2 separate regions of the Homo sapiens genome follow, and region 2 is linked to region 1. A link is a loop called in an ENCODE intact Hi-C map of the cell type or tissue named here. Cell type or tissue: chondrocyte. All regions are shown on one strand.

Evidence for each region. A loop is a pair of places that touch in the nucleus more often than their neighbours do. Peaks named below come from ENCODE experiments on the same cell type or tissue, not always from the same donor. Only the 100,000 strongest peaks of a DNase experiment are listed, where the experiment ranks them.
Region 2: it touches region 1 in a loop (14-fold over the local background); 9 of 110 quality-filtered maps call a loop at or near these places.

What each region holds. Positions count from the first base shown.
Region 1 is chr5:74,672,024-74,674,523 of GRCh38, forward strand. It overlaps a transcript of HEXB not described here. Among named protein-coding and RNA genes, the nearest start is that of HEXB, 12 kb to the right of the region's middle. In chondrocyte, CTCF peaks have their summits at 1,096 (motif pointing right) and 1,302; no DNase peak of the experiment used is centred here.
Region 2 is chr5:76,255,227-76,257,726 of GRCh38, forward strand. The region is part of intron 4 of SV2C (synaptic vesicle glycoprotein 2C); the gene reads left to right. Among named protein-coding and RNA genes, the nearest start is that of SV2C-AS2, 55 kb to the right of the region's middle. In chondrocyte, a CTCF peak has its summit at 1,230 (motif pointing left); no DNase peak of the experiment used is centred here.

The sequences.
Region 1 (2,500 bases):
ATGAGGTCTGTGTGCTTTGTTCCTGCAAAGCTTGCAGTCTGATCCAGGCTTCTGCTATCCCGATATATGTGATGCTTGTTCTCAGGCAATAGCCCCCACCCTGACCCCTCTCTAGCGTCATGACTTTGTGAACTGTCAAAGTGGTCACCACATGCCCCTCATCCATCTCCCTGCCTGTGGTACACACTGCGAGCCCTTCAGGGAATGTACTCCTTGCTCCAATAGGGCAGCCCTCCAGGGAAGCCCAGTGTCCCCTCAGCTAACCAGCATATCTTCAACAAAAAAGCAGTTATTTTTCCACTTGCCTCTGGAGGCTTCCAGCTGAGCTTTCTGGTCCTTTGCACACTGCACAGCTCTTCGTGCCAATATTGCCCAGAGCACTTCCACCAGTGCCAGCTGCCTGCCTGTAAGTCCTGGTGAGAAGTGAGCCCTCACTCCATGCCCCAGAGTCAGATCCACAGCCTCTGAAGCTATAGACCACACTGAATGCCTCTGACAGAGAGCAGAACCAAATTCCAATCCCTAGCCCCCAAGAACATTCTCTCTCACGAAGACAAACTCCCCACCTCTCTCTAGACTTCTTTAAAAGGGAGGAGAGGGCAGGCTGACATGCCAACTGACAGCAATGCCCTCTTAGCAAACCCTGCACTGGGTAGCTAGTGCCATTTCTGCTTCCCTGAGAGATGTCCTGTCACACCTCCTTGTTCATATCCACACGTCAAATTAAGTCCTTTGTCTATTACATTTCCCAGTCCCCTCCCGGTTCAGCTTTCTCCATCATCTCATATACAAGACAAATCGTAGAGAGTGGAAGGAAGGTTAAGAAGGACTATTTTTAAGAGGGGTAGGAGACATGCAGTTGCCAACATGAACTTTGCCCCCAGTCTGGAGACTTTGGATTTAGAAACCTTAGAAGGTTTGCTTCTTGTGGCATCAGAGCAGCCTTTGGTCACCAAAATGTTTCCAGATGGATTCAGATTTTTTTTTCTTAGCATCTTGGTACTTGGTCTGCATTAACAGATCAAATGAATACCCAAATTATATAAATAGTATTCATTAATAGAAAAGGTAGAGAATTGGGGAACAAGATAGTGTGGATTCCCACCAGATGGCACTGTTTAATAGATAAGGAAGAGAAAGTTGTTTTTGTGGCTAATTTTAGCAAAGCAGGGAGAAATGCTTGCCAGTTGCCAGAGCAGATTTAACTCCAAGCCGTCTTCTTGCCCTTCTGGACAGGCCAGTTTAGCTCCCCCTTGCCAGATGGCACTCAATCTCAGTTTTCATAATTGCAGTGACAGAATTCACAAATATTTCGGGTTGCTTATGGATATGTCATGAGAGTAGAAAAATGTGATCATCTAATTTCAGGAGCTCCGTCCCTGCCACAGAATGTTCCCACTTCTGCAGGAGTTAGGCAGCTTTGCTTGCTTGTCTGCCCAGGTCCTAGGCTGTCCACCCACCTCAACAAATTGTATCACTGTCCATGGGGATGCTGAAGTGGCTCACTAGGCATCCATCCATCTCCCCTCCTCCCAGTGTGTCCTCCGGTAGAACAGAGGCTGGCAACTACACTTCCCAGACTCCCTTGCTGCTGGGGTTCCATGTTCTTTAGTTTCTGCTCATTAGATGTGATTGCATGAGCCTTGAATTCAGAAGTGAGTTAGGTGGAGACTGAGACAGGGCATGACGTATCCCTTTGCTGTGTAGACTGGAGCTGAAATGGTGTAATTCTAGAGTTAGCACCTATAGCAGAGGCTTCTCCATCCGGCATGCAGCTTCCTGGTCATGACAAGAGCAGTTACTCAAGAAATTTCAGCCAAGAGCCAAGTTCTTCAGCTCTCACAAGGATTCTGTGAGCCACTCGATACTCTGTAATTAGTTAATTCCTCCTAAAGCTAGCTGGAGTGGATTCTGTTCTGTCAATCTACAATAATCAAAAGGGTCAGAATTTAGTTATACTCAAAGTGTGAGGATGAACCACCCAGAAACACCAACTCCAAAGGAATGGAGTTGGCATTCAGAAGCAGGGAAGTAAATATTTCATTTGTATAGGTGGGAACAGAGGAATTTTTAGCAGAATTACAACATTATTATTCATGTGAGTCTGGCACATTCTTATAGCAATTTAATTGGCTATAGGCCATGTTTCTTTTTGAGAAGGGTACATTTGACATTTTTTAACAGAGGGTGTAATAATCATTGGTTGTTTGTCATTTGGTCTAAACAAACTAGAACAAAGGGGAAGTTAAATCTATAACAAGAGTCCAAGGTCATCAATTAAGAAGAAAGGAGGTTTTCAGCCAGGCGTGGTGGCTCAAGCCTGTAATCCCGGCACTTTGGGAGGCCGAGGCGGGCAGATCACAAGGTCAGGAGATCGAGACCATCCTGGCTAACATGGTGAAACCCCGTCTCTACTAAAAATACGAAAAAATTAGCCAGGTATGGTGGCAGGCGCCTGTCGTCCCAGCTGCTCAGGAGGCTGAGGCAGGAGAATGGCGTG
Region 2 (2,500 bases), 1.6 Mb after region 1:
TTAAAACCATAAAGCATTATCAAAATCATAAAGTATATGTTTCTAGCTCACTCTTTTGAATCTGTCTGTTTTCCCAGACTGGAATTCACAAACGCATTCTGGTTATAATGATAGCACGTGGTTTGGAGACAGGATCAGCCGGTCTGGAGACCATCTTCCCATGTCACCCAAGCCTCCCATGCAGGGACCCTGTCTTCCTCCACCCCAGAATGTCCATGGTTGTCCCTTTCCTTTGTCCCTGGTTCTAGAGTCCTTTTCTCACTAGTCCTTCAGGAATGTATCACATTTCCTTCTTAACTGTGGCCCTAGAGTGGTCCTTTGGCCCCACTGTCCTAGCTTGGATCTCTGTCTGTCTAGCCAGGCATCCCTTTGCTCTATTAGATTTTCCCTACCAAATCCCAGTCCGTGGGTTGCCATCAAGTAACCCTTACATGTCAGCACCGTGCCTGTGAAAGCCAAGCCCCTCACCTGGTGAAATCGTTATCAGAGTGGTCACGCCTGGCCACCTTATGCGCCCCCCTCACCCCTCAGGTTCTGCTGAGCCACTGGGCCACTGGAGGAGGGACTGCCTCACCTGAGACTCTCATCTCCGCAGCCACCTCCCACCAAATGCCCAGTTCTTCCTGCCTCTTCCTTCAACTTGGCTCCCATCTCAGCCCTTCTGGGGGAAGAGGGCTCAGATTCTTACAATCTCCATAGAAAGGAAATACAGTGTCAGGCCAGTTTGCCTGATGCCTTTTTAAAAATCAATAAAGGGGACAGAATGCAAAATATGTGCTAGGTTGTTTTTATGAAATGCAAGGCAAAAAATGCCCCATTAAACATTTCTTCTCTGCAGCCCTTGCTCTCAAGGGCACATGCTTGACCCTTGGGTTCTTAAGACTTTCACCAAGGCCACTTTGTGCTTTGCCTGCTCTGCCTGAGTCTCTGGCCCTCAGAGCTAGAGGGTGGGGCTGGCCTTCCAGTCTGTATCTGTCCCCTGGGGGAGTACCTTTCCAGGCTGAATTTAAGAATGCAGCAATTGACTTAGAATGCAGACTCATTGAGTGAATGCGAGCCCTGGAGGAAAGAAAAATCACTGTCACTTCTGTGGCCCCCAGGTTTGACACTTTCAGGGCAACCCCAGAGTCTGAATTGCTTGGAACATCCACTCACGCATGCAAGTGAAAGTCATCAGGGAAGAGGCTTTTAATAGCGCAGCGTCTGTGTGTCTCTTGTGAACCCAGGGTGCCCTCAAGTGTTGGCTAGGGTTAATCACAAGCCGCTGTTTCTGAGAACACCCTAGAATGAAGCAACCCTTAAACGTTTTAGCTTTGTGACTTGTGTCCATCACTCTTAATTTTCTGCAGAAGCTTTTTCCTGCCTTTGTTACTTCTGTAAATTCAGTCTATCAGAGGGCTTATGTGGTACTTTTAAAAACTCACTTTGATTTGCCTTTGTGCAAATTGAGCTCTGAAAGAGAGCAGTTTCCAGGGAAATTCATCTCCCAGCAAGAATCCTGCCTGCTACCAAATCATCTTTTAATCTGCCCCCCGCTTTAAAATGTCATTATATTTTCCTTATACAGACCTTCATAAAACTTACAAACACTGTCTAGTTTACATCTTCATTTTGCTCTCACAAGGCCAAAAAACTTGTTAAACAGACTTAATGAACGAGTTCCTCTTGATCGGGGTTGTAAGTTTCTAAAATTGCATTTGAACTTCTACCTGCCTCTAGCTGAATGAAAATTGCCTCCAGACATCTGAAGTCTTTTTCTTCCTTTCATTTTGCTTAATCTACCTCTGTATCAAAGCACATTTCCATTTTGTTTAGGCCAGTTGTCAGACTCTAGGCATTTGCAGATTTTAGAAACCTGCACAGGTGTTCTGATGTGCCGTAAACTTCCAGAGCCACTGAATTCAGCAAAGAAATTCCTTGATGTTCCTACTTATTAATCTTATTAATTAACATATATCTTATATATTAATCTTTATACTTATTGTTGTCACTGGGGCTAAATAGTCTCTATAGCTCGTGGTGGGGGGCTGTAGTGTATGTGTGTGTGTGTGTGTGTGTGTGTGTAGTGTGTGTGTGGTATCTGTATGGTGTGTAGTGTGTGTGTGGTATCTGTATGGTGTGTGTACTACATGGTTGTATGTGTTGGGGTGTGGGGGGTGCGTGTAGTATGTGTGGGGTAGTGTGGTATGGTTTGTGTGTGGGTAATGTGCAGTATATGGGTGTGTGTAGTGTGGGGGATAGCGGTGTGTATGGGTGTGTGGGAGTGTCCTGTGTGTGAGGGTGGTGTGTGGTGTGGTGTATGAGCGTGTGGTGTATGAGTCTGTGGTTTGTGTATGTGTGGGGGGACATGGATATGTGTGGTATGGGGTGTCTATAGTGTCAGCAGATGGTAGTGTGTGTGGGTGTGGGTATGTAGGTGTAGTGTGCATGGAAGTGTGGCGTGTGTGTGGTGTGGTGTGTGGTATGTATAGGTGTGTAGGTAGGTGTATGTGTGTGTATG